Linked DNA regions of Homo sapiens: region 1 is linked to region 2. A link is an interaction called in ENCODE POLR2A ChIA-PET data of the cell type or tissue named here. Cell type or tissue: GM12878. All regions are shown on one strand. Each heading gives the region's core, and the rest is flanking DNA. Links, peaks and the distances in the headings are about the cores only. Region 1 overlaps PELI1 (pellino E3 ubiquitin protein ligase 1). Region 2 holds the start of LINC00309 (long intergenic non-protein coding RNA 309).

What was found. ChIA-PET counts read pairs that join two places held together with the same protein. Peaks named below come from ENCODE experiments on the same cell type or tissue, not always from the same donor. Only the 100,000 strongest peaks of a DNase experiment are listed, where the experiment ranks them.
Region 1: POLR2A ChIA-PET joins it to region 2 with 11 read pairs; 8 of 35 experiments call an interaction of 5 or more read pairs at or near these places.

The regions. Positions count from the first base shown.
Region 1 is chr2:64,122,523-64,138,035 of GRCh38, reverse strand. All of the region lies in intron 1 of PELI1 (pellino E3 ubiquitin protein ligase 1), which reads left to right. Among named protein-coding and RNA genes, the nearest start is that of PELI1, 14 kb to the left of the region's middle. In GM12878, for the core only: no CTCF peak of the experiment used is centred there; no DNase peak of the experiment used is centred there; H3K4me3 peaks cover 578 bases.
Region 2 is chr2:64,198,006-64,213,518 of GRCh38, reverse strand. It overlaps LINC00309 (long intergenic non-protein coding RNA 309), which reads left to right and starts at 8,034. Exons shown (of 6, transcript NR_033837.1): 1 at 8,034-10,229; 2 at 10,431-10,526; 3 at 12,161-12,291. RefSeq lists an enhancer at 8,940-9,269. In GM12878, for the core only: no CTCF peak of the experiment used is centred there; DNase peaks (open chromatin) are centred at 8,495 and 9,038; H3K4me3 peaks cover 519 bases; H3K27ac peaks cover 2,243 bases.

The DNA of each region.
Region 1 (15,513 bases), core at 5,558-8,057, 73 kb after region 2:
GAAGGTTAGAGAAGACTAAATTGTGTAGGGCTGGTTATCCATCTTTAAAGGAAAAATATTTTATACACTTATCTAAAATAAGTCTTATACTTTAGAGTAGTCACCATGGAAGCTATACACTTAACAATACTAGCATTACTCAATATTTTTAGAAAAAAAAATTTTTTTTGTCGTCTAAGCCAGTTTAAGAGCCACACGTGAAAATAGCTCATTACTTTGTATTTGCTCCTTGTTTTTAAGGAAAAAAGGGGTGATTGGCCACGTGATATTTCATGTTATTTATCAGATATGACTCACAGAGGATCTTGACAGAAAGAAAATGGGAAGTAACTTGAGGCTATTTCTAAAAATCAGATCCAGTCTGAGAAGGCAGTTATTGTTTGTAAAAGTCAGATCCACCCATAGACTAAAAAGGAATTTTAATAATGTTGTGGATAATTGTAGCATCATTTGGAATAAGGGTATATAACCTCTGAGAGTGACTAGTATGGAAGGCACCATACTAATTTGGATATTTTAAGGTCTCACAAAATGCGCACACACACACACACATACAAGATCATATACAATTCTTAATACTAAGTATCAAAACAGTAATTTCAGGTAAATTTCATTTATATTCTGCATTCAAGACTAAAGGGATGGTATTTAAAACACAGTGAAATTGTTTAAGTCTTGTCGCTATGGCATACACTTGGGGAAGGAACTAAAAGACTAACACATGTTAGTGTTAAGAGATGAATCTGGTTCTTAAGTCTTCTTATATTCATGCTTCATTTCTCAGATTAGTAGTTGTTTTGAGAACATTCTGATTTACCATAAGAACTGTTTTTATTAAAAAAGGCATAGGAAAAATTGGATCTCATCTAAATGTTTAAATGCCCCCAAAAACCTCAATAAATATGGATTGTAAAAATCTACTCTCAGGACAATATACATGTAGGATTACTAATTTTGAACAATTACTATACTAGTTCATTCTTTAGAGGTACAGTTTTTCCAACCTGAGAAACTAAACATTTCAGTGATTTTTACTCTCCTGATAATATTGAGTAAAGAAAGCCATTCTTTTTCTTGTTATTTATGTCCAATGGTGGGGGAGCACAACGTTTTCATTTGTTTTGTTTTGTTTTTGAGACAGAGCCTTGCTCTGTCACCAGGTTGGAGTGCAGTGGCACAATCTCGGCTCACTGCAACCTCCACCTCCTGAGTTCAAGTGATTCCCCTGCCTCAGCCTCCCAAGTAGCTGGGATTATAGGCGCACACCACTACGCCCAGCTAAATGTTTGTATTTTAGTAGAGACAGGGTTTCACCATGTTGGCAAGGATGGGCTTGATCTCCTGACCTCGTGATCCACTGCCTCAGCCTCCCAGAGTGCTGGAATTACAGGCGTGAGCCGCCGCGCCCAGCCTCATTTGTATTTTTAACCAATCATTTAAAATGTAATGCCATGAAGTAGAACTTATGAACTTTTATTATGTAGTTAATTACATAGTGACCACTAAGAATATAAGTATATAACTGTGTAAGGAATACTTTAACAAAGCTTCCTATTTTAAACATTTTTCAGTAAATTGTTAGGAATCTAGTTCTTTAATTCACTCAGAGTTTTTGTCCCTTTAGTGTGTGTAGATGTATGTATGCATGTGTATGTATAGATAGCCAGACTCTCTTACCATATACTGCACATACTATCAGGGCTGAGCTGCTAGACTAGATTATTTAACGTATTTTAAACACTAGTTTGTTAACATGGAACAACTGAGCCCATATTTAATTCCTGGGCTTTCCATTAACTCTGAAAGTCTTTTAAAACCTTTGATTCATCTAAAAAAAAAAAGTGGCAGTGGTTTTTCATAAAGATCTTTGAACTTCTATGATGATGACCATACTGAAGTGTAACTTATTTTAGAAAGCTTTCATTCAGGCTGTTGATTTGCTGGTAAGATCATGAATCTGTTTTTCATTTCCATTTTTGTGGAATAAATGAATAACTTCTGACGGAAGAGAAAGAGAGGGAAGGCAGCAAGAGAAGGAAGGAAAGGAAGAAATTGGATCTCACAAAATAGTAAATATAAGTATGGATAATTCTCTGAACTTGGATGTGCTTAAGTGTCTATGACCTAATGAGCTAAGGCTCAGATGTGTAAATTAAGTAGAGAATAGAAGTAATAATACACCTTGCATTTGAAGAGAAGTTATTGCTTTGCAAAAGTGCATCTTACATTTCATGTTGACTTAAACCTTATGACCATGATAAAATCTATACTTAATTTTGGAAATAATAATGAGTAACAATAATTGAGAGATTATTTGAAAATTCAATCTATTAAGCTTTGTAGATTTTTACAGCAACAGGTTCAAGGTTATTCTTCTCAGCTTGTGCATTGCAAGATACTTGTAATTTCCTGCCTGTCTCACTTTCATCTATTCATTACTCTGCCAATAGCTCTCTTTATCATCCTTTGCCAGCTTTAGTCATGCCTATTGCTCTTCAACAGCGTTTTCTATGTTTGTCTGCCATTTTTATACTTATAAAGTAGACTTGGAATGAATTAAGGTTATAAAGTAGTAACCTGTGGATGGCAAGTACAATACTTTTCCTATTTGTGCCATACTTAATCTTTTTAAACTTTCCTTGCCTATTTCTGGTGTGTGCCTTGGTGGAGATCTCTCATCAGACACTAAGAGATAACTACATGACCTGTAGGATGCAATACTTTTTTAACTCAATAATGTAGGAAACAGTAGGAAACAGTTTGAGTTTAAACTCAAACTCATTGAGTTAATCCTGCATCCATCCAGAACCTACATACCTAAACTAGCAAAGTTTGATAGTAAAATTAACAGCCTAGTGGAATTTCAAAAACTATTTTCAGCTCTTGATGTTTGTTGTCTTTTCTAAAAATGTCAAACAATTGGGGACCTCATCATTACTGTAATACTAACCATATATGACCTTAGGGGAAAACTGTACTTCTGTTGAGCATCTCTTTGACAGTCAAGAGGAAAAGATAAAAAGATAAGTAATGTGGTAAAGAAGGTTATAACTTCTTCCTTCCACAAGAATGAATTATGAAGTGACTGGCCCTGATATTTTTCTAGTAACTCATTGTAGTGCTCAACATATCATTTGGCTTAATCTTTAGAAGGCACAGTTTAATTTTATTTTTTAACAATAAGTGAAAACAATTGAAAGTGCTTTGTTGGTTTTTCAAAACTTTAATGTTGAATTCCTGGTTCTTGGCAGATACTATCCGTAGTATTTCATGTTCCTCTGGGTTTATTTCAGATTTAATGAACTGCATGTACTGGAAGCACTAAAAGCTGATTGGCTTTAATTTAGACTACAGTTAGCATGATGGATTTTTCTTTGAATTGTTCTCACTGTCATTCTTTAAATTTACCATCAAAGGATCAAAACATCCAAATTACAAAACTAAGTTTATCATTCATGAGAAAATGTGTTAAATACGTATCTTTTGTAAAGTAGCGGCTGCTTCTAATTAGAAACCGGTCCTATAGACATACCTTATGTATCAAAAAGCTTTTTAAATATACTTACTGCTTTACTGTTACTTTCATTTAAAATAGGATGATTCAGTTTCTGAACTAGCCCTGTCTGTTCTCCAAAGGAACTAGGATGAATTTTGAGGAGGGGCTCTTAAACTTTGAGCAGATCTGTAACTTCATTGAGAGCAGACATTTTTAAAAATTCATCACTGACATTTATTCAACAAAAAGAAGATCAGATTTTGCTAAAGCCTTTTGGTTGTGTCTCTTTTAGAAATAACGTGTTGATTTAGTTGCATATAGTTCAGCTCTTAAGGACCAGTCTTTAAGGCTTTAGCCAGAATTTGTCTCCTAAAGCTGACTTTAAAATGGCTTCCAAAAGGATTTGCTGAGTTTCAGAACTGAGTAGGCTGCTAATGATTCAGTAGGCCCCCTCATTTTCCTCCTACTCCTTAAATTGAAGGCTCCTTCATACCATCTAGGTACCCTGAGTCATCATGGATAAACTCTAAAGAAGAATTGTCATATGGAAAAACTCTACATGAAGTAAGAATGTCAGAAAGCAGTCTGAGTCAGAGATCATTCATTGCTCACAATGATAAAATCTATAGGTTGTGGGCTTCATTTTAAATCTTTTAACATACTTCCATGTATGTCCTTATTATAGGATTATAAATCCTATAATGCCCATAAAACCATCTGAGGTGTTTATTCCCAGTTAATTTCTAATTGGTTTGGTTTTTATTATCTATTACATGAAAAGGATTTTGTATTTTTTATTGAATAAATAGAGAGGAGAGGCAATATGATACAGGATAAAAACCACTATATCAGAAGTTAGGGGACCTGGAGTTCTGGTTTATCTTCTCAATATGTGACCTTATATATTTCATTTAACCTCTTTGAGCTTGAGTTTCCTTATCTTTACAAGGTCAGTAACTCCATCACTCACACCCTCTTTGGAACCAACCCATGGCAGATACAGCTAGTAGCTGTATCTGTATCGGTATCTGTATCCCAAACCAGTTTCAGGTAACTTTTTTATACAGCACTGTCAGAAACTATATATATAATTGCCATTCTGATGAAATCTCTTTGTCATCTCAGCTATATTGGGTCTCTTCCAGCTCCAGGATTCTATGACTTTAAATAATTTGCCTATAGAAAGTCTCTCTCTTCTATCTATACTGTCTCTTCACATTGAGTGCTCAGGGTTGAAACTCACTGTATGAGCTTAAGAATTCTTTGTAGTCAGGGATAGCATGTTTATGTTTCATTTAGTGATGTTAAAACAAATGATTGAAGAAAACTCATGGGGGTACTTAAAATTCCAAATGAAATGGTAACAAATAACAATGTTTAGTGCTAATTTGATGGAAACTCATTTTAAGTTCTAAATGTTTATGGCACAGACCTCAGGTTAGTGAAATTCGAAGTGATGTATTTGTCTGGAGGGCACATGATGAAGACATAGGAATTCTAGACCAAGAAATAAAGAGGCCTGAGTTCTAGCTTTGCAAACTGTTTTTTTAACCTGGTTAGTGTCTTCATCTATTGTAATGGTATCAGACCAGTGTTTTTCATTAATGTATTATACAAATTACCTAAGGATCATATTATAATGCATATGCTAATTCAGTAAGTATGGCTGGGGCTTGAGATTCTTCATTTTTAGCAGGCTTCTGGGTGTGCTACTGCTATAGGCCATGGACCACACTTTACTTATAAAAGTACTATGCCATTTCCAAGGCTCCTTCTGGTTTAAAGGGTCTTTAAACTATAACTCCACTTCTTTTTCTCCAGCTCTTTCGTATCACTATTAAATTTGTACTTTTTGAAACCACATATTCCTAGACTTATTCCCTATTTTCTCAGTCTGAGAGCTCCATTAATTTTGTTGTTTTTCCCTTTCCAGAATGAACTTGACATAGGTGGTCATTCAAGTTAAAGCTAAGGTAGTATAATAGAGTCTTTAATAAGAAGAAAACTTTATTCAGATGCCTCCCCCACTAATTGGTAGCTCTTTTGCCTTGGACAGTTGACTCAGTTTACTTAATCTCAAGGTTCTGAGAACAAGCCTCACCGGGACTTATTAAATCCCTTATCCAAAATGCTTGGGGCAAAAGGTGTTTTGGATTTCAGATTTTTTCAGATCGTGGAATATTTGCATTATACTTGGAAGAGCATTTCCTTTGAGAGTTGTGTTAGCACTTGAAAAGTTTCAGGTGTTGTAGCATTTTGGATTTCAGATTTTCAGATTAGGAATGCTCAACCTGTATCTTCCTGGTAAGGTTGTTGAAAGGAATAGAGATAATATATAAAGTTCTCAGCACGATGTCAAGCATAAAGTAGGTACTCAAGAATTGGAAGCTATTTTTATTATTTCTACTGGCATCCTGACTTGGTCTAGTGGAAAGAGAAAAAGGAGGGGGAAAGATCTGTTGCCAATTCAGTACCTTTCTCTGTGAGCCAATTTAAATTTTCAACTGCTTATTAGACATATTAACTAAAATTCTTCAAACTTACCATAGTGAAAAAGACCTCTGTTTTCTTTCCATATCTGTTCTGCCTCCTACAATACTGGTAGAGATTACTGTTTCTGGCTGGGTGCAGTGGCTCATGCCTGTAACCCCAGCACTTTGGGAGGCCAAGGTGGGTGGATCATTTGAGGTCAGGAGTTCGAGACCAGCCTGGCCAACATGGTGAAACCCCATCTCTACTAAAAATACAAACATTAATTGGGCGTGGTGGTGTGTGCCTGTAATCTGAGCTACTCCTGAGGCCGAGGCAGGAGAATTGCTTGAACCTGGGAGGTGGAGGTTGCAGTGAGCCAAGATGGCACCACTGCACTCTAGCCTGGGCAATGGAGTGAGACTCCGTCTCAATTTAAAAAAAAAAAAAAGAGAGAGATTACTATTTCACTCTCTACATGCCGGTTAGGATCCTGTCGTTTCTGCCTTTGTTTCTCGAGTACAGTTGGCCTTCTGTATCCATGGAATCTGCATCTGAGGATTGAACCAAGCATGGATCAAAAATATTTGGAAAACAAATATAATAAAAAATAACAATACAACAATAAATACAACTAAAAAGTACAGTATAACAACTATTTTCATAGCACTTACATTTTATTAGGTATTATAAGTCAGAGGTCCCTACCCCCAGGGCATTGACCTGAACCTATGTGTGTATATATATATGTGTGTATATATATATATGAATTGCTAGAACTTTTTGACCCCTGAGAGCTTTAAGAATATATCAAAATTTAAAATTTGGCACTACTTTAACAAATTTAATATAATATCTTATTATTAATTTTCCTATTAGCTTTAGTAATGAAATTTGTTGATAGCTAGTTTTTTAATGTCTTAAGCAAACTGTGCTTTTGGACCAAGAAATTCATAAAGAACCATGAAAACGAAGGTTCTCTCCTAGGTACTCAGGGCCTCAGGGAGAGATAGGAGTAAAGGGTTATGAAGGGCAGTAACAACAGAGTCTTTATGTGTTGATTTCTAGAACTGATTTTAGTCTGAAAATGAAAACCCAGTTCTTACCAAAAAGGAAAATAAGTTACCCATTGTGTTTTACTCTTCCTTTTTAACACCCAAAGTATGAAATGAAATAAAAAATAATACATTATGGCTTCTAATATCATTTAGATAGATTCTTCTATTTCCTGTGTTATATTACTGTGTATATGAATGAGCACATCTGTTCCCAAAAGGCTTTAACATTCTATAGTCTCTAGGAAATTTTATTTTTTTCTTCAAAATTTCTTGAATAAATTTTATAGAAATATGTATGCTTTTTTATGCACCAAATTAAAATGAAGATTTCGTAAGATCTAATTTAGCAAACTTTTTAATGTCTTTCCCTTATTTCTTCAATATTAAGTGCTGCAAAATGAGCAAGACAGTTTCTCCCTTGGAGGAGTGTTCAGCTTTAATAGAAGATAGCACAGGGTCATATGTAACTATAATATAAAACTGGATAAGGCCCATAAAAGAATTGCAGATAAACTATGGGAGCTCAAAAAAGATTATACCCAGTTTAGGGAATAAGGAAAAACTTTCAGACTGGGAAAAGAACATCAAATGGGCCTTGAAATACTATTAGAATTTTTTACAAGTGAATAGTGATAACGTTAACAACACTTGTTTGCTGAGTATTTATTACATATTCAGTTTCATTTTTTTCAAAAATGTCTGATATATGAACGTAGCATAGTGGCATATGCCTGTAGTCCCAGCTACTCGAGTGGCTAAAATGGGAGTAACCCAGGAGTTTCAGACTAGCCCGGGCAATACAGCCAGACCTTATCTCAAAAGAAATTCTTTTTTTGATATATGTGATATAGAGAGTAACAACCATGTCACTTTAAATTGGGGGGAAAAGTTGGGAAGAATCTGGAATTATGGTGGATTCAAAAGACACATGATTCAAAATCTCAAAATCAAAAGTCACATAGCTTATTGGGACACATCAAATGAGAAGCTTTCTACTGCAGCCACCACAATAATTTTTCGTAGTATATACTAGAGTTGAAAATCATTTCTAACAAAAATTACATTGTGTCTCTGGAGAGGTAATCAGTGATTTGCATGAAAACTTAATAGTACATACATTGCCTTAAAAAGTGCTACTTTAATCTTCTATCATTTAAGAAATTCCTGTGACTTTATGTGGATCATCAATACAAGCAATTGTAGACTATATTCTATTATACATATTCTAGAATCAGCAATGTATTTATTTGTTTGGTGTTTACGTAAGTCTTAGTGTGTTTTATAAATAATAGGAGGGTTTGTTTAAAGTGGGCTTTTGAAGATACAGTGTGACTTTAAAAGAATGGTCTTAGAAAACTTATAAATAGCCTAAATATGTACTGAAGAACATTTCATAATCACAAAAAAAGAAATAATATATCTCATGAATTATTAAGAATTTGTTTTTTAAATAAAGTCCTCTTTTTGAAAAGGTATTAAGAAGAGGAATTAGACAAAACTTGTTTGAATATGGTTGTAATTGCAGTTTACTGAGTTATATATAAAAAAGCCCAATTAGTTTAAACAAATACAGTATCTGGGTTTATGGTATTCTGAGCCTCGTATTTTTTCATTGAATGTCAGGGGTATATTAAAATGCCTCCCTTTATGTTTCTATACAAAAGATTGTTCTGACAGTAAGTTTAAGTGATTTTCACAACTTATTGCTGTCTAAAAATTTCCCTTGACTTCACATTTTGTTCTGAATATGTTGGTTTCTTTCCTCCACCCACACAATGTTGAAGGCAAGGGAAGCAAGAGTTGCAAAGTAATACAGTGAATTTGAGAACCCTGGCTTTTTTTCAAAACAAAATAAACCTTTATTATAAGATTGCTTTTTATTGATACCAAAAAAGGGTGGCACTTTGGCAAATGGTCAGTAAGTGTATGAATAGCCTAATTGATTTAGCTGGAATGAATAAGAAGCTTTGCTATTTGTCCTTGTAGATAGTTGGCTCAGTAAACATTGTGATGGTGATAGACCAAATTTTCCATGGTGAAAGGTAAAACAGAACAGCAACAAAAAACTCATCAAACTTATAGATCCAAATATCAGCAATTTTGTGTCTGTGTCAAGGTCTTCAAAGAAGGAGCAATGTGTTAATTAGGATCTCATTTGAATTTCTATAGTGAAAAAATAATCATTTTAACTTACATAAAACCCAAGAGTTTGACAAATGTTACTATGTGAAAATATTAATAGAGGAGATCCTTGCTGAGAATTTAAATCTGCATGAAATTCATAGATGTGTGTAGAAATTTAAATTTATCATACACTCCGCAGTAAATGCCAATAAAGGTGGATGGCATAATTAGGACAAAGATAACAGTAGAAGCAAAATAAGAATTTTTTAAAAACCTTATGGATGTCACATTAGTCTGACTCAGTCTGTAACTCTAGTTAGAAATGTAAAATTTTAGGGATTTTTGGGCTACTGTAAGAAAAGAATCTGCTTTGGGGGTGGGATGTGAGGAGAAAGAAATGTTTGTGGCAATTAAGATGTATATAGTATATTTAAGAAGTACATTTGCAATTCTAATCACTTAGTTCAAAAGGAGAAAAATATATCATGTGTAACTTTATTTACTTTTAATACTATTATTATTATTACATGATTGAAAATAGAAAATCTTGAAAAATTCTAGAGGGTAAAAGTGTTATTTCTAATTCCATTAGCTCCTTTTAAGATAGGAACATTTCATATTAGTCTCCTAGCACAGAATCTGAACCATAATAGGCACTCCATAAATGTTTACTGAACTAACCTGAATTTTAGAAATATCAGGGTGCAAAGCAGAATTATTTTTCTAGGCTTTAAAACTATACCACTGCTCCTTACCCCTGTACACACCTTCGAATCTCAGTTTTGATACAAATAGGTTCTCAGTTTTGGGTGTGAAGAAAACTGGTTGATATTTTTTTTTAATCTACTAAATGTTGGCCAGAGCTGAAATTGCCTGAAAGGGAACTTGATTTAGCAGAATTCCTTCTTTTCAGAAAGAAGGACTTAGACTAAATTATATGAACGGGAGGAGCCTGTTTTTATCTGAGATGGTTGATTGGAAAAAGAATAGATAAACTAAGGTGGAGAGTTGATTTGAAAAAAGGAAAAAAGATAGTCCTGTCTAGTGGTCAGTCCTAACAGTGTGGTTAAAGGGGAGCTAAATTTCAACTTTCAGGGGTCAGCTGAGACAACCACCTAGATTTTCCAAGTTAGTTCCAATTTCAAGTACAATAATCCTTTGACAACATAGAAAAGAATTATAGTTAGCAAAATTGCAATTGTCACAGTCAAGGTCTTGTTGGTAATAGAGGGTTGGGGAAAAAGTTAAAACAGCATTAAATGAATATATTTTTAACATAACAAAAGTTCCCAGAAGACATCCACTTCAAATTCAAGCCATATTCATCAATGTTAAAAACCTTACTCTTCTCCCTGATAGTGTGAGGAAAAATAAAATAAACTTAAAATAAAAAACAAGAAAACCTCACTCAACATTGTTTGAAAAACATAACTGTGATGTTATGATCTACTAAAGCATGGTATCCCAACAAATTTCATACAGAATCATGCCTGTCTGAAACTTTACATTTTTTGTAGAGACAAGGACTCACTCTGTTGCCCAGGCTGGCCTCAAACTCCTGTGCTCAAGCAGTCCTCCTGCCTGGGCCTCCCAAAGTTCTGGGATTACAGGTGTGAGCCACCTTGCTCGGCCTCAAATAAACTCTTAATGGCTTGGAATTTAACAGGTCTTGTGCTTTCATTCTCCTTTATTTTGTTGTTGTTGTTTAATAAATATCAGCACAAGTGTTATTTAACAACCTGGACTTTTACAAATTAATAGGCGTTAAGGGAATCTTTTCTTTGGTCTTGGTAGTCTATCCATCTTTCTAAGAGTATAAAGAGATTTTTCTTTACTATACAGATGTAAAGAGGAGTTAATAATTGTCATACTTTTTGTTTTTTGATTCAGCACTTCCTAACAGTCACTGAGCTTACAAAGCCATGGTTCATGATTTCCACAAACTTACTTTTTATTTATCTCCTAACCAAACTCCAGGGAACCTACTGACTTACCCTTTCCTGAGAACACAATATACTTTTTACCCCTTGTCTTTTTTATCTTTATGCGATTGTTTCTTCCACCTAAACTGGTTTTTTTTTTTCACTTATCAAAGTCCGGTCTGTCTCTCAAGGTCCAAATTGAATACCTCTGCTATGAAGCTTCCTCTTGTTCCTCTTCCTCCTAAGTAATAACACTTTTCTTTGAAGTCTTACGGTATTTATGGTCTTTTGCATTAATATGATATCTGTTCTATACTGATTTAATTTACATCCTTTTTTAGTAAACATAAGTAAACAAATGTTTGGTATAGGGAGGCATACCTTTTGCATTAGTTTGAATACTCCCATAACTTCTGACCTTATAGTGAATGCTCAGTAATATTTGTTGGGTTAGTAATTGTGTTGTTGGTGACTCTAGATGCACTAAATTAAAAGTAGGGAGACCCGCTGGGCACAGTGGCTCATGCCTGTAATCCCAGCACTTTGGGAGGCCAAGGCAGGCAGATCACGAGGTCAAGAGATCGTGACCGTCCTGGCCAACATGATGAAACCCCGTCTCTACTAAAAATACAAAAATTAGCTGGACATGGTGGTGTGTGCCTGTAGTCCCAGCTACTTGGGAGGCTGAGGCAGGAGAATCGGTTGAACCCGGGAGGCAGAGGTTGCAGTGATCTGTGATCGTGTGACTGCACTCCAGCCTGGCAACAGAGTGAGACTCCGTCTCAAAAAAAAATAGGGAGACCACAGCCCTTGGTTTAAGAACTGCTCCAACATCAAAGCAAATTAAACTGCAAAGAAAGCTCACAATGGTTATTAATAGAAGAAATCATTAATTAGCATTTTATGGAGAGTATAGGTTGAATATATCCCTTAACCAGATCCTTGGGACCGGAAGTGTTTTGGATTTTGGAATACTTGCATATATATTATGAGATATCTTCGGGATGGGACCCATAAAATTCATTTATGTTTCATATACACCTTATACAAATAGCTTGAAGACAATTTTATACAATATTTTTATTAATTTTGTGCATGAAAGTTTGTGTTAAGTACTTACATGTGGAATTTTCCACTTACGATGTCGTGTTGCTCAAAAATTTCAGGTTTTGGAGCATTTTGCGGATTCAGATTCGGGTTGTTCAACCTGTACTAATCTAGGTACTTCTGTGGTGAAGGGATATCATCATCTGTTAACCTAGGTATATTAGTTATTAGAAGATTTTGACTTCTAGCTATTTAACCAAATAGAACTATTAGCTAGCTAGAGGGACAGGCTAGGTAATTAATTAAAACATTGGGTATTTATATTAAATACCAGGCATTGGATTAAATACCAAATCTGTTGGTTTGGTAATGTCTTTGTCCTCAGAGGGATCAAGTGAAACTTATTGGTCATGGGATTATATTGAGCTATGTATTTGAATATTCAGCTTACTTCGATGCTGTTGCTGTGGTGTAATACAAAAATCTATTTGGTCTTTCTACCACGCTGTCTTCCTGGCACAGAGTTCCTATAATGCTGAGAATTTTTTTGAGTGATAGGATGTCTTTTATTATTTATAACAACCCCCTTTCTGATCATAATAGGTAACTTAGGGTGGGGCCCTGAGATGGCATCAGGATGGGGCTGGTCGCCAGAAGGACCAAGAAATTAAGAGGGTTGGGACTTTTGTCTCACCCAGTGACCTCTGGGAAAGGGACAGAGGCCTGGAGATTGAGTTTTTGGGTTGGTGAACACATCAAGTTGCTGGGAGGGTGGCATTCCTGGACAGGGCATGGAAGCTCCACTGCTCTACCCTCCCCGCGCCCCCGCCCCCACCCCCACATACCTTGCCCTGTGCATCTCTTCCATTTGGCTGTTCCTGGGTTGCATTCTTTTTAATAAACCAGTAAACATAAAAGAAGTGTTTTCTTGTTCTTCTGTGAGCTGTACCAGTAAATTATGGAACCTGAGGAGGGGGTTGTGGGAACCCCCAATTTATAGCTAGTTGGTCAGAAGTCAGGTGGTTTGGGACTTTGATTGGCATCTGAACTTAGGGGAGTCTTGTGGCATGAGCCCTTTAACTTGTGAGATCTGACACTAAAGGTAGATAATAGTGTCAGAACTGAATTGATTTGTTGGATGCCCAGTTGGTGTCAGAATTGGAGAGTTGGTGGTTGATGTCAGAGAGAACACTCATTGAACATGATGCAAGATTATCAGCAAAAACATAAACAAAAAAGCACATGTTTATGATTAAAGCTAGTCTGAAACAGATTATGAGATTTAAAATTCCAAACCTAAGTGTCAATTTCATAATTTCTGGTACAAAAAGCACTTCATTTGGGAAAGCTTTCAGTTTTGCTTGTGAAAATTTATCTTGTAGAATGTTCAAATGATTAGTTTCCCTCAGTTTCTCTGGCCAAGAAGTAGGAGTTAACAGTATCTAGAATTTTTAAAATTTATGTAGGTTATAAAGTTGCATAAGATCGGTAATATATTTGAATTCCAGAGGTATGTGCCAGCTTCCAGTGAACCTTGAGTCTATAGCAGGCTTTTGTTTTTAATGTGCTAGAGCTTTATTTGCTTGCTTGCTTGCTTCGCTTTATTGAGGTATAATTTTTATACCATTTATGTAAACACTTAAAGTGTACACTTCAGTGGTTTTTAGTATAGTCTCAGAGCTGTGCAGCACAATCAATTTTAGAACATTTTCACCCGAAAAACAAATCTCATGTCATAGCCTTTAGCTATCATTCCCCAATTTCCTATTTTCTCCCCTTTCTTTCCCCTCCCAGGCAACCACTAATCTACTTTCTTTCTGTCTCTGGATTTGCCTTTTCTGGACATTTCATATAAATGGAATCATACAATATGTGATCCTTTGTGACTGACTTCTTTCACTTAGCAGAATGTTTTCCAGGTTCATCCATGTTGTGGTATATATCAGTAATTCATTCCTTTTTATTGCAAAATAATATTCCATTATATGGATATACCACATTTTGTTTATCCGACTGTTGATGGACATTTGGGTTGTTTCTACTTTGGGGCTATTATGAATATTGCTGCTGTGAACATTAATGCACAGTCTGTGTGTGGACATAGGTCTTCATTTCTCCTGGGTATATACCTAGGAATTGAATTCCTGAGTCACATGAGAACTTAATGTTTAATCTGGAGGAACTGCCAGAGTGTTTTCCAAAGTAACTACACCATTTTACTTTCCCACTAGCCATGATTGAGGACTCCAGCTTTTCCACATCCTTACCAATATTTGTCATTATCTGACTTTTTGATAATAGCCATGGGTTTGAAGTGGTCATTGTGGGTTTGATTTGTATTTCCCTAATGGCTAATGAGCATCTTTTTATGTACATATTGGCTATTTGTATATCTTCTTTGGAGAAATAAATGGATCTTTTACCAAATTTTAATTTCATTTATATTTTATTGAGTTATGAGACCTTTTTAGGTATTCTAGATATAAGTCCTTTATCAGATACATGATTTGCAAATAATTTTTCCCATTATGTGGGTTACCTATGGCAGTACTTTTGATACCTAGCTTTCTTTTGTTCGTTTAAAGAGACTGCCAGGTAAACACAGCCCACAAAGTGGGAGTATGAACAGCCAATTTAGGAAGGCAGTGCTCTATCTGGTGAGCAAAAAGAAACAAATCTCCATGGTATGCCTTTCATTAAATTTTTGTCTGATTTTCAGCTTTTTCTTTGTGGTATAAAATTATAACAACATATAGAAAAGAGTGGAGCTAAAGTTGAACACTTGGCCATCTCCTGTAATAATACACAGTACAAGGTAGGAGTTACTTATTGGCTGACTGCTCTGTTCTTTAGTGCTTGTGGTATTGCCTCCAAAATTAATGAAACAGACGCCAACATAGGAGTCCCAAGATCAGTTAGCAAGCTGCACTACTTAGCCCTATGACTGTCATCAAATAACTTACCCTCTCTGAATATAGATTTTTCTCATCTATTATAAAATGAAATTGGAAGGAAAATTGAACAAATTGCACAGTATATTCTTTAAGGTTCTTTCCAGCTTTAAAATGTAATTATATAATACAGTAATACAGTGATTATTTTTCTTCTTAAACCTTGTTGAAAAATCTTAGGCCTAATGTACATTTTCTCAAAAGGATTGGAGTTAGATGGATTTGACAAGTAAAAAACTGGGCATGTTTCGATATTCAATACAAATGTACTGTAGAATAGCAAATGCCATCTGCGTGAATTTGCATTGTGGGATGGAGGAACGTGACCTAAGAGTCACCAGTGGAGTGGAACTAAAGGAAGAAATAATTTATGCACCTGCTGAGGGTGTGGCTAGAGGTAAAGGGACTGTGACGAATGAGTCCTTGATTGCCTTCTTGGAAGTATT
Region 2 (15,513 bases), core at 7,588-10,087:
TATTTCTTCAAATAAAACTACTTTAAGTAATATAACCTCCATTATAAATTGTAAAAGTTACTTTTTATAAACAGACGTCAACTATTTAATCATAACACAGATTCTATCTATCATAGCATAACACAGTTATTACAGCAAATCCACTTAAGTCTTCCTGGGACAAGGGAAAAGGGCATAGGTGAAAACCACAGAATAAAATATCTTGGACTATTTTAGGCCTTCCAATGAGGGCAGTGAGATGAATGGCCCTTTTTAACCTCTATACAAACCATGTTGTCATTTACCATGCACCTATGATGTAGTGGCTAGGCTTACCAGAAAACACTCTTAAGCAGCCTCAGAAATGTTGAGTCATTCGTACATGTAATCTACCTCATAATACTGAGAAAAGTACTTGAAATGTCTCAAAAAGAGAAGCATTAGTACAAACTTGTAACAGCTACAGTGGTCATCAGACCCGGACCAACTGTAGTCAATGGTTTTACCCACAAGCCAACTTGTGAGTCAGAATCCCACTTGTTTTCAGCTGAAAACACAGGTGATAGGAATTCAAGCCCTCTACCCAGTGCTATGAACACTGTGAGTACTCTCCAGATGGGAGCTATGGGTATTGTCCTTCAAAGATACAGAATAAATGTTGAGGTGTCGTTTTGACCATGAAACCTGATCAGTTCTATGCTTTAGCTACATGCCTTTCTGATGCCTTCAGAGTACAAATACCCAGATGGTTTGAGTATTTAAAAGGAGGCTTATCAAAAAAAAAAAAAAAAAAAAAAAGAAGGGTTGAAAAGAAAAGGCACTTATTGAGTTCTTCAAAAACAACAGTTGAAGTGAATAAACTGTCATGGGTGCTTTTAATATGTAAATTTGCAAAGTCATATGCTTATTTCTGTTATCAGGAAGTAAGTGAAAAAATTCCTTTTAAATTCACTGAATCAACACAGATATGATGTGTTTTGTTTTGTTTTTTTTTGGGGGGAGTGCGGTTTTTTTGACACAAGTTCTTGCTGTTGCTCAGGCTGGAGTACAGTGACACAATCATAGTTCCCTCTAACCACAAACTCCTGGGCTTAAGCAATCCTACCACCTCAGCCTCTCAAGTAGCTAAGACTACAATGCTATGCCACAAAGCCCAGCTAACTTTTGTATTTTAATTTATTTTATTTTAATTTAATTTTATTTTTTGGTAGAGATGAGGTCTCACTATGTTGCCCAGGCTGGTCTCAAATTCCTGGACTCAAGCAATCTTCCTGTCTCGGGCTCCCAAAGCACAGGGATTATAGGCATGAGCCCGCATGCTGGGCCCACAGATATGATTTTTATAGACTTTTCTCATTTTTGTCGTTCCTGTCTCTGAAGTTCTGAACTTTCATTTATTCAAGCATATTTACTGATTTCCTACCATGTGGCAGACATTGATCTGGTGCTTAGAATACATCAGTGAACAACAACAACAAAAGATCTCTGTCTTTATAGAGGTTACATTCTAGGTAGAAGACATAAAACAAACTATAAACACAATAAGTAAGTAATTTCAGTAGGATATTACATGCGATAAATGCTTTGGGAAAAGGAAATGTTAGACCAGGGTAAGGCATCAGGAGTGCCAGCTGTGGAGAGGGAAGGCAAGTTCAGTTTCAGCTAGGCAGCAGGGGAGGCCTTGCTGAGAAGGTGAGAACTGAGTGAACAGGTGATGAGGATGAGGGGTGGGTCATGTGCTGTGGGGGAAAGTATCCCCGTCTGAGGGAACAGACATAGCTGGGGCATTTGAGGAACAGACATAGCTGGAGTGTTTGAGGAACAGTCAGGAGACCAGTGTGGCTGGCATGGAATGAGTGAAGGTGAGGTTAGCAGGAGATGAAGCCAAAGAGGTAATGAAGAGTTGGTCATCTGAGTGGTGTAGGCCTTTGTAAGGACTTGTATTTACTCTGAATGAAAGAGGGCACTATTGTGAGTTTTCCAGCAGAGGCGTGATACGATGAACCTACACATCTGAAGCATCTCTCTGACCAAATCCCACAGTGTGGCAAGGGTAGAAGTGGAGAGACTTGTGAGGAAGTGAATGTGATCATCCAAGAGAGAGATGACAATGGCTTGGAACAGATTGGTAGCAGCGGAGGTAGTGAGAAGTGGTTGGATGTGGGATATATTTTGAAGAGGAAGCCAACAAGATTCGGATGTGAAAAAAGAAAAAAAGAAAGAGGAGTCCAGAAAGACTCGAAAGGTTTTGAATAGAGTCACCATCGACGGATGGGGTGCAGACTGGGAGTGGAGCCAACTTCAAAGGGAAGAACAGAAGTCCAAGTTTGGACTTGTTAAGTTTGATATATGAAGCAGGCAGCTGGATAAAGCTCTGGAGTTCAGGAGAGAAATCTGAGCTGGAGGTGCACATTTGGCAGCTTCTGATGATATTTAAGGCTATGAAACCAGGTGAGATCACCAAGAAGGTGAGTAAGGAAGAGAACAGGACTAAGATTATGAGGTCAGAGGGAAAAGGCGGGACCAGCAAAGGAGTCTCAGAAGGAAGTGAGGAGGAGGAAAATAAAGAAAGGGTGTGTGCTGGAAGCCAAGTAAAGAAGCTGTTTCAGAGACAAGTCAGTCATCACTGTGTCGGATGCTACTGACACACACCTCAGATGTTGCCTGAGAAGCGAGCAATGGGCTTAGAAAAGTGTAGGTCAGGCCAGGCACAGTGGCTCACACCTGAACTCCCAGCCCTTTGGGAGGCCAAGGTAGGCAGATTGCTTGAGGCCAGGAGTTTGAGACCAGCCTGGCCAATATGGTGAAACCCTGTCTACAAAAACATACAAAAATTAGCTGGGCGTGGTGGCGCATGCCTGTAATCCGAGCTTCTTGGGAGGCTGAGGCAGGAGAATCACCTGAACCCGGGAGGTGGAAGTTGCAGTGAGCCGAGATCGTGCCACTGCAGTCCAGCCTGGGTGACAGAATGAGAATCTGTCTCAAAAAAACAAAAGAAAAGTGTAAGTCATTGGTGACTTTGAAAAGACAAGCTTCAGTAGAGGATTCATGGGAGAAAAACTTGTCTGAAGAAAGATTAAGAGGTGATAAAAAGAGAGAAATTAGAGGCAGCAAATATCGATAACCATTTAGAAAAATTCTGCTTTCAAAAGGAGATGCAAAGAATTGGGGCTGTAGCCCCATTTTTCTTAAGTGTTTTTGTTAGGCATTAGTATGTAAAATTAATACTTGCTAAATGAATGTCCTATTTTTTCAGACAGGCAAACATGTCTAATAAGTGTCTACTAAATACTATGTAATTACTAGAACATTATTGGAAAATTAACAATTTACAATGGAATTAACAAACTATGAATTTTCTTTTCTGTACAAGGTCTTTTTAGAGATTATAATATCATCTCCATTATAGAAGAAACTGTGCAGGCCAGACACAGTGGCTCACGCCTGTAATCCCAACACTTTGGGAGGCCGAGGAGGGCAGATCACTTGAGGTCAGGAGTTTGAGACCAGCCTGGCCAACATGGTGAAACCTTGTCTCTACTAAAAACACAAAAATTAGCCAGGCGTCTTGGCATGCGCCTGTAATCCCAGCTACTCGGGAGGCTGAGTCAGGAGAATCGCTTGAACCTGGAAGGTGGAGGTTGCAGTGAGCTGAGAATGCCACTGGACTCCAGCCTGGGTGACAGATCGAGATTTCATCTCGGAAAAAAAGAAAGAAGAAAGAAAAGAAGAGAGAGAGAGAGAAAGAAAGAAAAAGAAAGAAAGAAGAAAAAGAAAGAAGGAAGGAAGGAAAGAAAAAGAAAGAAAGAAAGAAAGAACGAAAGAAAGAAAGAAAGAAAGAAAGAAAGAAAGAAAGAAAGAAAGAAAGAAAGAAAGAAAGAAAGAGAAAGAAAGAAAAGAGCAAAAGAGGCCTTCTCAAATTGATATATGTTTTAGGATCTTCACTCCCATCCTTCTCAAAATGCTACCATTTATCTCAGCAAGAGCACCTTGTGAAGCATAAGCACAGCAACCTTTGCCACTTATACCCAAGACCTTGCAGCTCTTAGCATCCAATGTCTTACTTCCAATAATACTGTACGATGGGGAAAGGCAGTGAGTTGGTATGTGGGTGCTGTGGGTGTGAGGAAGATAAAGACAGAGGAGGAAGCATGTCTTAAAAGTCAGATATAACTCCAGTGACTAATTTTGACTGTAATTTTGGTGTTTTGTGCTAATAACAAAGGCTAACTTCAAACCCAAAGGTGCATGTGTGTTTGTTTGTTTTTAAGACTTTTCTTTTTTGGAGAGGTGAGAACAGCAGGAATTTTTTGCTATTTTGCTCTTTATTCAAACTATACCTAAGCCATATCATGGTATCTAAATCACTGGTAATATCCTGAAACTTGCATTTTAAAAATCTGATTTAATTTAAATAGCTCTGAAAATATCCTCCAAAAGAGATAACATTTATTGCACCCACAATCATAGTAAAGATCATCTCTAAGTAAAAAGAACATGTTCTATCTTATGCCTTTCACTGACACAGATCATTCCTCACCTAGCTGTATAAGTAGTTTCCTTGTGCAAGAATAAATGTTGAAATTATGTTTAATATACTATGGAAAAGAATGTATTGCTAATCTCTGTGTGAAACTTATGTCTGTGTTAGCAACATTCCAATTGTAATATAATATAGCAGAATGGTTAAGAACACTAGTTTTGAGACCTGCAATGACAGTGATGGCCCAGGAAGTGCCGATGAAGGGGGAGGCATGCCCTCCTGAGTTCATCTGGGCACTGGAGAGACAGGTACTGCGCAGGGTTGGGTCTAGGATGTGGCAGAAAGACAGAACATGAGGAGGATGCAGGGCCTCCTGCTCCCATGCAGCGCTGGCTACCATGGGGGCAACAATGCCTCCATGCAGCAGAAAAAGTACTGCAGGGAAAGCTGCATCCTCAGGCCCTGGTGACCTGCAAGTTGGAGAAGTTCCAGGACCAAACAACCCAATGCACCTGCAACAACACAGTCAAAGAGTTGATGGATACGGGGAGCAAGAGTGTGGATGAGCACATAAACCATATCTATGATCAAAAATATAAAGGGTTCCCTCTCATCCACTGGAAAATAAGGATCTTTGCCCATGACCATCAGGGTTAAGAACAAGAACTATTTAAAAGAATGAAATATTTTGTCTTTTAAGAAAAATTAAGGAATGAAGCAATCAAGAATTGTATTAAGTTCAAATAATACGTTAACTTGCCACTGGACATTTGGCTCCATCTTACATTTTGATCCATAGGAATAGAAATTGAAGAAAGTGATGATAAATTTTGGGTCAGAGCCTGGGCACAGTGGCTCACACCTATAATTCCAGCAATTTGGGAGGCCCAGGCAGGCAGATCACTTGAGGTCTGGAGTTCGAGACCAGCCTGGACAATATGGTGAAACCTGACTCTACTAAAAATAGAAAAATTAGCTGGGCATGGTGGCGGGTGCCTGTAGTCCCAGCTACTCAAGAGGCTGAGGCAGGAAACTCGCTTGAACCCCGGAGGCAGAGGTTGAAGTGAGCCAAGATGGTGCCACTGCACTTCAGCCTGGGCGATGGAGTGAAAGTCTGTCTCTAATAAATAAATAAATAAATAAATTTTGAGTCAGTAGTAGTGCAAGATTTTTCTAGAGCCAGATTTCATGCAGTAAGAGCTTATTTTAGCAGTATGGGTTTCCCCTGTCACACCAAGCCAGAGCCCTCTGAACCAGTTGTTCTTGGTACACAGGTAGCAATGAACTAGAAAATTCCCCTAATCTACCTGTGGTCTGATAGAATTTGAAGAGGGTAATTCTGTTTGTTGCCAAACTCCCATATACCAGGATGTGCCACCACACCATTTTCCATAGGCCATGAAGAAACCTACATGATGTCATTTCTAATTTGAAAAGAAAAAATATTTTCAGAGTATTTTTGTATGGTTTGGTTTGATTTTTATGTTTGTTATGGTTTGAACGTGTCCCATAAAGTTCATGTGTTGGAAACTTAATCCCCTACCCAACAGCATTGAGGAGTGAGATCTTTAAGAGATGACTTTAAGAGACAGGCCCCCTTCCTCACCCTCTCTCCTTCTCACACTGTCTTGCTCTTCTGCCTTCTGCTATAGGATAACACAAAACACAGGCTCTTGCCCGGTGCAGGCCCCTGACCCTGTACTTCCCAGCCTCCAGAACTGAAAGAAACCTGTTCTTTATAAAATACCCAGTCTCAGGTATTCTGTTATAGCAGCACAAAATGAACAGGGACAACATTCAAGGGATTGAAATTGATTAAGATGTGGCACTTGGAGAGAAGGGTAACGATTAGAACTTGGACAGACTCCTGATAGAAGTGCCTTTCTTTCCACCAAGACACAGCTGTGCTTTTCTCGAGGTTCTTGCACATTACATCTTTCAGCCTGGACCCCATGTGATACATGAGAGGCATACATCATAGTGGGCATGGGAAGCAGAACTTTTCTCTTACCTCCATGATGGACCCTGGTGCTTCCTTCCCCTGCTCTTCTGCAGGAGAATAGTGGGAAAGGCAGTGATGCTCTGCTTTGAAGGGAAAAGGGATTTTGATTATAATGTGTACCAGTGACTGGGCACAAACACTGAAAGACAGATTCTTGGCTGCTTAATTATGAAGTGTTGTAAAGTACTAGATTTGGGAAGACTTGTTTTTTTCTCAAGCACAATGGGATGAAAGCCTAAACCTGGCGTTGCTTGTTTAGCCCTCTCTAGTTGCAGAGCCACCACTAAGAAGATGCCTTGGAAACAGTGAAGATAAGAAAACCATGTCCCCTTTAGCACAAAAGAGGATCGGTGCCCCCTTTTCCAAATACCACTTTTGGTCAAGCCAGGGTCCTCTGGGTCGCGCCACGTTCCTTCCCTGGCCTGGGCATTGTGCTGATTAGAATCTTGCTCTCTTTCTACCACCTGATTATTTGAAATGATAACAGCCTGTATATTTGCAACTTCAAGGCTAGGATATAGTTTCCTAGTGATTAAAAAATAAATAAGATTTACTCCACTCACCCACCCCTGGCCATAATAAAGCTACAGCTATGAATCAGACCCACCAATATTTGAATCTCAACCCCTTGACTTACTAGTTAGGTAGTTTGGGCCATTTTTTGTTTGTTTGTTTGTTTGTTTGTTTTTTCAAGACGGAGTCTCACTCTGTCACCCAGGCTGGAGTGCAGTGGCGTGATCTCGGCTCACTGCAAGCTCCACCTCCCAGGTTCACGCCATTCTCCTGCCTCAGCCTCACGGGTAGCTGGGACTACAGGCGCCCGCCACCACGCCCGGCTAATTTTTTGTATTTTTAGTAGAGACGGGGTTTCACTGTGTTAGCCAGGAAGGTCTCGATCTCCTGACCTCGTGATCCGCCCGCCTCGGCCTCCCAAAGTGCTGGGATTATAGGCGTGAGCCACCGCGCCCGGCCGGTAGGTTTGGGCCATTTTAACCTTCCAGGGCCTTGGTCTTCTCACTGTTTTTGTTTTGTTTTGTTTTAAACGGAATCATTTTGCCTACCTTCATGGGTGAGGATCAAGTTAAGTCAATGCAGGTAAACTATTAGGCAACTAGTCAACTCTCAACATTTGGTGGTTATCAGAGTTCACTATGTGGATGAAGACAATACAGCTAGGAGCCCTCCTAGACAAACCCTGGAGAGGAAGAGCTGCTGCAAAGTGTGCAGGAAGCAGGGGGCACCAATGCAGATTTTGCACCCCCTTTCCTCAGGAACTCCCAGGAACAGCCAGGTCACTCCCCAAGCTGCTTCCAGCACCCCCTCGTGTATGCTGATCACTCCTCCAGTGGAAGTGAAAATATTTAATACTTGGAGAACTTTGCAAAGGTCAACTGTGGCTAATAATCCATCCCCCAAGAACCTCATACCACAAGAACACAGACACACGTGCACACATGCATGCACAGACACTCATCTGGCTTAAGAGCATCAAGAGTCAAGGAGGTAGAGCAATTCCAGAACATTATTTTCTCTAGATGTCAACTTCCACAGAGCAGGGCCAGAGAGATTCTGGGACCTGTCCCCAGGGGAATTATTTCTAATACCCTTGATAAAATGTACAAAGCTAGGGTAGGAAGTAGCAAGGTGACAGCAGTGGTTAGGTGGAAAGTTTCTCTAAGAGAAAGAACTAATGAATTCGTTCAATTGAAGCTTTTTAAATATATTTATTCCTGTCACCTTTCAAGTCAGCAGCTTTTTCCAGGTGACATGGCAAAAGGGCCTGGCAAGTGCACAGGGTTAAGCCAAGGACTATCAATACTGCTCCCTAAAATATTTTCACCTCTGGTTTTGGGGATCTGCTTCTTCTCGGGGTCTCTCCTGCTGCTTTCCTGGTAATAGCACCTAAGAGACCCATGAAACAAATCCCCAGTTCAATACAAATTTATAGCTGAGTAAATATGAGCATAGGCTTTAGGAATCCACAGAATTGGAGCTTTGCTTAATACCAGCCGGGAAAATGTGGTTGTCAGTTAACCTCTCAGAGCCTCTTCGAGGCTTGGTTCGCTCATCTATTAAATGAGTCTGAATAAGCCCTACTCCTCCAGGTTGTTGCTAGCATCAGACGAGAAATGTATGCAAAGCCCCAGTGCCATGGCTGACACACAGGAAACATTCAACAAGTGGTAGTGCATTTTCACTAAGTAAAAGGAGTAATGATTTCTTTAGTGGTTTCTTTTAACACAGGGGTTTCTATCCATCCCAAATAGAGGATAGATATTCTAATAAAACAATCATTTATGTGATTTGTGATTACACCGTACAACTCAAGTTCCTGTGGAATGTTTAGCGTAATCAATCCGAAGCTCTCAGCAAGCTCCCTGGGCCTGATTTTCAAATCCAATGTTACTGTAGCAAAGAACTAAAGGAGGGGAAGAAAAGCACCACTGTATTAAATACACCCTCCTCCCCTTTTTCCTAAAGGCTGTTTGTCCCCTTCTCTTGATAAATCTTCAGTTCCCAGAGAGCAGAGACTCTTGGGAAACAGGAAGTAGCAAAATGCCAGTGAGAAAATCCCCAGATGAAGAGCAGCAACAAGTCTCCGGGCAACAGTGTGGTCAAAAGGGGGAAATTCCCCCATCAGCGCTCAAAAACAGTCCCTCAGGAAAGCTTAGTGAAGGTTAATTTGGGAAATTCCCTCAGAGGCCATAGAACAGAAACGGAAAACTGCTGTTTAAGAGAAATCTGAACGGAGCAAGCCAGTTCGTGGCTGCCTGGGGTGCTCTCTGCGTGAACCGCGCTGCTGCTCCAGCCTGACTTCCCCCTTTTCATCCTGATCCTGAGGGCAACCCCGAAGGGGTCCAGTTGCCAGAGCCACTTGACACCCACCCTGCCCAGGCTCCCAACCCAGGAGAATTAATGCCGCAACACCCAGCCTCTTGAAACGAGCTGCTGCTAAAGCAGATTTGCCTCCCCGTTAGGACCTCCTGTGACCCACCCTCATTCCTGTCCCCATGGTAGACTAGCAAGCCACAGTCATCATACTGTGAGTGTCCCTCACAGTCACTTGCTATAACAAGTCCATCAGGTTTTACTGGGTTTTAATCTAAATGTGACCTTAGGATGACATTTCTTAGTGCTGCTAAGCTCCAAGAGGCAGGGAGGAATCCTCCCCACAAAGAAGAAGAAAAAAAAAATCACATAAACATTGTCCCATGAAAGGCTTAGAATGGAATATCCTCTGATCAGCTGAAGCAGAGAAAGCATATAAACACTGCTGGAAAGGGGGCTGGGTCAGGGGCAAGTACTGGCTCTACAGAGCCCTGATCTCCAGATGCAAGCGAGGCCCAGTTCCCTGCTGCAACCAGCTCTCCGTGAATCATTTCCATTCCCATAAAACTTCTATTTGCTGTTTTGTTTTGTTTTTTTATGTGTGACTTAAAATGACCATTTCAAGAAGATGACAAAAAGGAGATTTCAGTAGAAGAGAGAGGAAAGTAGACTCCATCATGACAGCCTAAATTTGTTTTACTGTACACTTACGCAAAATAGGTATCAAATTTTGGAAAAGAGATTTTAAAGGAGAAAGTACTCTGGGTTTAAAATTCTATTAAAAAATATGCTCTACTAGAGCGTGTGTGCCTTTTTTATGTAATCAGGACCCACTGCTGTATGAGTCACAATTATAGATTCTACTTTCAAATATTTTTTGACTCCTAGAAAACAGCCCTGACAAAAACCACTTTTCTGATGTCTTCAAACAAACAGGTTCTTATTCACTTTCATTCCTGTGGTTTTGTTAAGATTCTTTTCTCCAAAAATTGTAAAGATTCTCAGCCACCTAGTTTTTCCTATGCTTGAAAAAAAGCAATAAACCTCCTTTTTAGGTTTGCATGTTTCCTAGCAATTAGAATAGTCCTTAAATTCATTTTGTATACACAAATAGTAATTACAATCGTTACATTTAAGCTACTTTCAAAGTCTCCTACACTTGAAAATTCTAGACAGACTGTCAACATACTCTCAAGAAGTATTCTTTCCATTTTTCTTCTGGGAAAATAGCAGGTATTCAATTCTTAATTCCTAACAAGGAATATTTTTTATTTCGGGGAAAATTTTTCACTGGCTTTCAGCGCCACTATAGTTGTGAATGTGAAATCAATTAAACGAATATGTGGGTCAGCAAAAAAAAAAAATCTCTTTAATGCAGGCACAGATGAAACAGATTCCAACATGGGGCTGAGAGTAATAAATAAACTAATAAAAAAAGGAAAGCATGGAGCAACTTTGATAGAAGTAAGCTGTTTGCCTTTGCCCTGGAAAGTTTATAGTGTTTTAAGCAATTGTAAACATGTCAGTATACGTGGATACCGTTTCCATAGCAGCATAGCAACAGTTAGGAGTTTCTCCAAACATATCCAAAGGAAACTAAAAATAGTCTGTCTTCAATATCAAAATACATACGTATACATATTCAGACAACAGTACATAGAATGATGTGTAATGAGAAGTTCTGCAAACACCAACCTTTCACAAAAGTACATTGCGGATAGTTTTAAAAACCATTGAGTTGGGTGTTTTTAGAAATGGAATAGAAACCAGAGTCTGAGGGAAAGCCACATGCCACATTGAGTTCTAAGATCAGAGGTCCTTGACAACAACTGCCTTCAGCCATTGCTTTGGCTGCTCTACCTGACACTGCTTTTGCCCTTAAAGACCTCTGTGCCCTATTCATCTTTGGCCTGTACCAAAACTGGAGTTGAGTATATGATATGATACATACTCTGATCTCCATTTATTGCAGTATTCTCTCATCTTCTTAAGTTTTCTAGCCATTCATTTCTTCCTCCCTATAGAGATTGGACAGCAGCTGCATTTTGTAAAATAATGTAAAACCACAACAAAAATAATGTGAACCAAGTTCACATTTTCCCAATGAACTGACTTAAACTGACGCTCAGTGACAGAAATAGTGATTCCAAAATGAAGACAGAGTGTCAAGTACATTTTTGGTCCTTCGCTGTTTGTACTTTTTATTTATATCCAAGAATTACAAGTATTTTAAAAACATCATCTAGTGGGAAATATTATTACTAGGGTATATATAATTTATCATCTAAAAAGGAACACTTGAGAGTGAAAGGGGTTGCTATTTATACTTACATTGGGAAAACAGGTGTAAACCAAGACTGTCTCAGGAAGGCCCAGATGAATGGTCACACAGTGTTACACATAAGAGTGTAAGTGTCTTGAGGGCAGGAATGTTTTATTTATTTTTGTATCTTCAGAATCTACTGCAGTGCTTGACACCTAGAAAGAATTCAACAAATGCTTTTTAAATGAATAAAATTTATCATTGGATTATGTTTTTGTAAAACTTTGAAAAGTATTTCTTATACATAATACTAAGCTGAACATATTTCTTTTTTTAGGTCCATAGTCCACATGTTAGGGTAAAATAAAATCTTATGTAGCACTACAGGGTGAATCTTCTTCATCATCTGATCTTCTCCCTCAAAGTAAAGAGGATAAAAATGGCAAAGTAAAATATATCCATGAGTCATAAAAAAGATAATTCTATCAGTCTGGGAGGGGTTTATGAAAGCACTAAAGAAAGGTTAGAATATGAATTCAGATAGGAAGCAATTTTATAATCTGATTTCTATGGCTATGATCCTGGTTTTATTTTTCTTTGCCAGGAATTTTGGCCCCTAGGGAGAAATGCAGAAGGAGTAGCAAATGAGCACACTGACTGGAAAGAATGCTATTTGTCTTTCACTATGTGGAGTTCAGAAGAGCACTGGCCATTGGCGAAGTCCCAGAAGTGAAGGTAAGAGCCTCTTCTCTTTCTGCCCCTATCTGCCAGTTTTGCAAGGAGTGCCTTAACACAAATCATTTTTCCATTTGATGGGCCTCTAGTCAGTTCTTGGTTTTGTTCATTTGTTCGTTTGTTTTGTTTTGTTTTTAGATGGAGTCTCACTCTGTTACCCAGGCTGGAGTGCAGTGGCGTGATCTTGGCTCACTGCTACCTCTGCCTCCTGGGTTCAAGTGACTCTCCTGCCTCAGCCTCCCAGGAAGCTGGGATTACAGGTGCTCACCACCACGCCCAGCTAATTTTTTTTTTTTTTTTTTTTTTTTTTTTTTTTTTTTTTTTTGTATTTTTAGTAGAGACAGGATTTCCTCATGTTGGCTAGGCTGGTCTCAAATTTCTGACCTCAAGTGATCCGCCCACCTTGGCCTCCCAAAGTGCTGGGATTACAGACATGAGCCACCACATCCAGCCTAGTTCTTGGTTTTTAAACCACACCAGGCAGGGTGCAGTGGCTCACACCTGTAATCCCAGCTACTCGGGAGGCTGAGGTATGAGAATCCCTTGAACTTGGGACACAGAGGTTGCAGTGAGCCGAGATGGCATCACTGCACTCCAGTCTGCCAGGTACGGTGGCTCATACCTGGAATCCCAGCACTTTGGGAAGCCAAGGCAGGCAGATCACTTGAGGCCAGGAGTTTGAGACCACCCTGGCCAACATACCAAAACCCCATCTCTACAAAAAATACAAAAAAAATAGCTGGGCGTGGTGGAGCATGTCTTTAATCCCAGCTACTTGGGAGGCTGAGGCAGGAGAATCGCTTGAACATGGGAGGTGGAGGTTGCAGTGAGCCGAGATCACGCCACTGCACTCCAGCCTGGGTGACAGAGAGAGATTCTGTCTCAAAAACAAAACAAAACTATAAACCACACCAAAGGATTGCTGGGGGAAGTTATCATTACATTCAAGCAAAGCACTTAGTGATCCTCCTATGAAAAGGTCTTGCTATCAATCTGCTACCCCTTAGTGGAGAGGCAGCAGAGTTTGGGAGATGGTATTACCTGTCCTTATCATCTCAGACTCTGCAGTCATTCTGTTTGTTTGGGTTTGCAGCCAGATTATTCTACAGGATGTTGCCTAGCATATCTGGATCCCAGTTTCTTTATCTTTCAAAGGGGAAAATAATAATAGTATCCCTTCTGGGGTTATTTGTGAGGGTTAAAAGATATCCATGTAAAACACTTGCGACATGAATCTAAGCTATTATTATTGTCTAGCTCTATATTTCTTTGGACATTTAGCAAGAGTACTACTGAAAAAAATATGTAATTAAAGGCAAAATTTGTACTTTCATGTTTCTAATCCAAATCAACCCAAATGTATGTAACCTAAGGCCAGAAGGAATCTGCTAGGCCTTAGGCCACTTAAGGACTAGATCCTATTTTCATCTCTTTCCCAAGAATTTAATTGTTTATTGCTCTCACACCAAGGAGACCTGGCGTTTTATTATTGTTGTTGTTGTTATTCATTAAATTCCATCAAACTCTAGCCAGTTTGTATTCTGGGCCATACCTAGCCACTACATTTTAGGGAAAGCCGAAGGCCTGTCCCAAAAGAATGATATCTCTTCTTTAATACCTAATTTAGAGGCTAGGAACATTCCAGATAAGTGAGTTTATTTACAGAATTATGTAAGGCTTTACATTTAATGAATTTCTGGTGTCTAAGGGTAGGAGCAGGGGGAATAGGCTCTTTATAAATACCAAATCATGCTGTTATCTACAGACTATGTGCCCGTTGGTTAAATAGAGCCAAAGTCTGTTCAGTTTGATAATTACTAAATTTGACATTCATAGAGGTTCTTTTTAATTCTGGGAGTAAGAAAACCACAAACTCATTAAATTATGATATGTTTCAACCCTATTATCCTAATACAATTACCCCACAGACTACATTGCCACAGGAAGTCTTTGGGACAGCTCCTAAGGGTTAGAAAGTCTCAGTAAAAGGGATTTGATTCACCTAAAAGCCACCACCGTGTGTGTGTGGTTTTTTTCTTTTTTTGACAAGGTCTTGCTCTGTCACCCAGACTGGAGTGCAATGGCATGATCTCGGCTCACTGCAACCTCCACCTCCCAGGTTCAAGCAATTCTCGTGCCTCAGCCTCCTGAGAAGCTGGGACTACAGGTGCACACCACCAAGCCCAACTAATTTTTTGTATTTTTATTAGAGACAGGGTTTCCCCAAGTTGGCCGGGCTAGTCTCGATCTGATCTCAAGTGATCCACCCACCTTGGCCTCCCAAAGTGCTGGGATTACAGGCATGAGCCACCACATCTGGCCTGGTTTAAAAAATAAAAGTGAACATTAATCCACTTGATATAAAGTTATGGTTAATGATTCTAAAGAAAGATATTTTTACTCATGCCCAGCGGAGTCTTTATCCAGTACATCTACACTGGCATTCAAAGTGACAAACAGCAAAGGAAACAGGATCCAACTTCTTTAAGAATATTTGGGGGCAGGAAACTTGGCCATACATCTGTTTCTTTTGAGTAACAATAGCAATAATTTACTTATCTAGTAGTATTGCCATTTATTCTTTAGCCACATCAAGGGAAATCTAATTATTTCCCACAAAATGAGAACTTCTAATGAAACTTTTCTTATTCAATTCATTTAATAAACTATAAAGGTCTAAATAGCACCTAGATTTTCTTAGCACCCTGACTTCTCCAAACCTCTCCTGAAATGTCCATGTACTATGAATGGGACAAGTGTGGCCGGGTGGAAGTGCATGAGACTGAGAATAGGAGATATTGCTTCCTACCACAGTCACGGTTCTGTGACTTAGTCGCTATGAAACTGGGTAAATCTTTTGGCATTAAAATGTTGTCAGAAAACAGGAAATTCACATAGCTTCAAAATGTCACCCCAGGCCGGGCGCAGTGGCTCACACCTGTAATCCCAGCACTTTGGGAGGCCGAGGCAGGCAGATCACGAGGTCAGGAGGTTAGCCATCCTGGCTAACACAGTGAAACCCCGTCTCTACTAAAAATACAAAAAATTAGCCAGGCATGGTGGCGGGCGCCTGTAGTCCCAGCTACTCAGGTGGCTGAGGCAGGAGAATGGCATGAACCCGGGAGGAGGAGCATGCAGTGAGCCGAGATAGCACCACTGCACTCTAGCCTGGGCGACAGAGCGAGACTCCGTCTCAGTTGCAAAGAAAGAAAGATATCTACA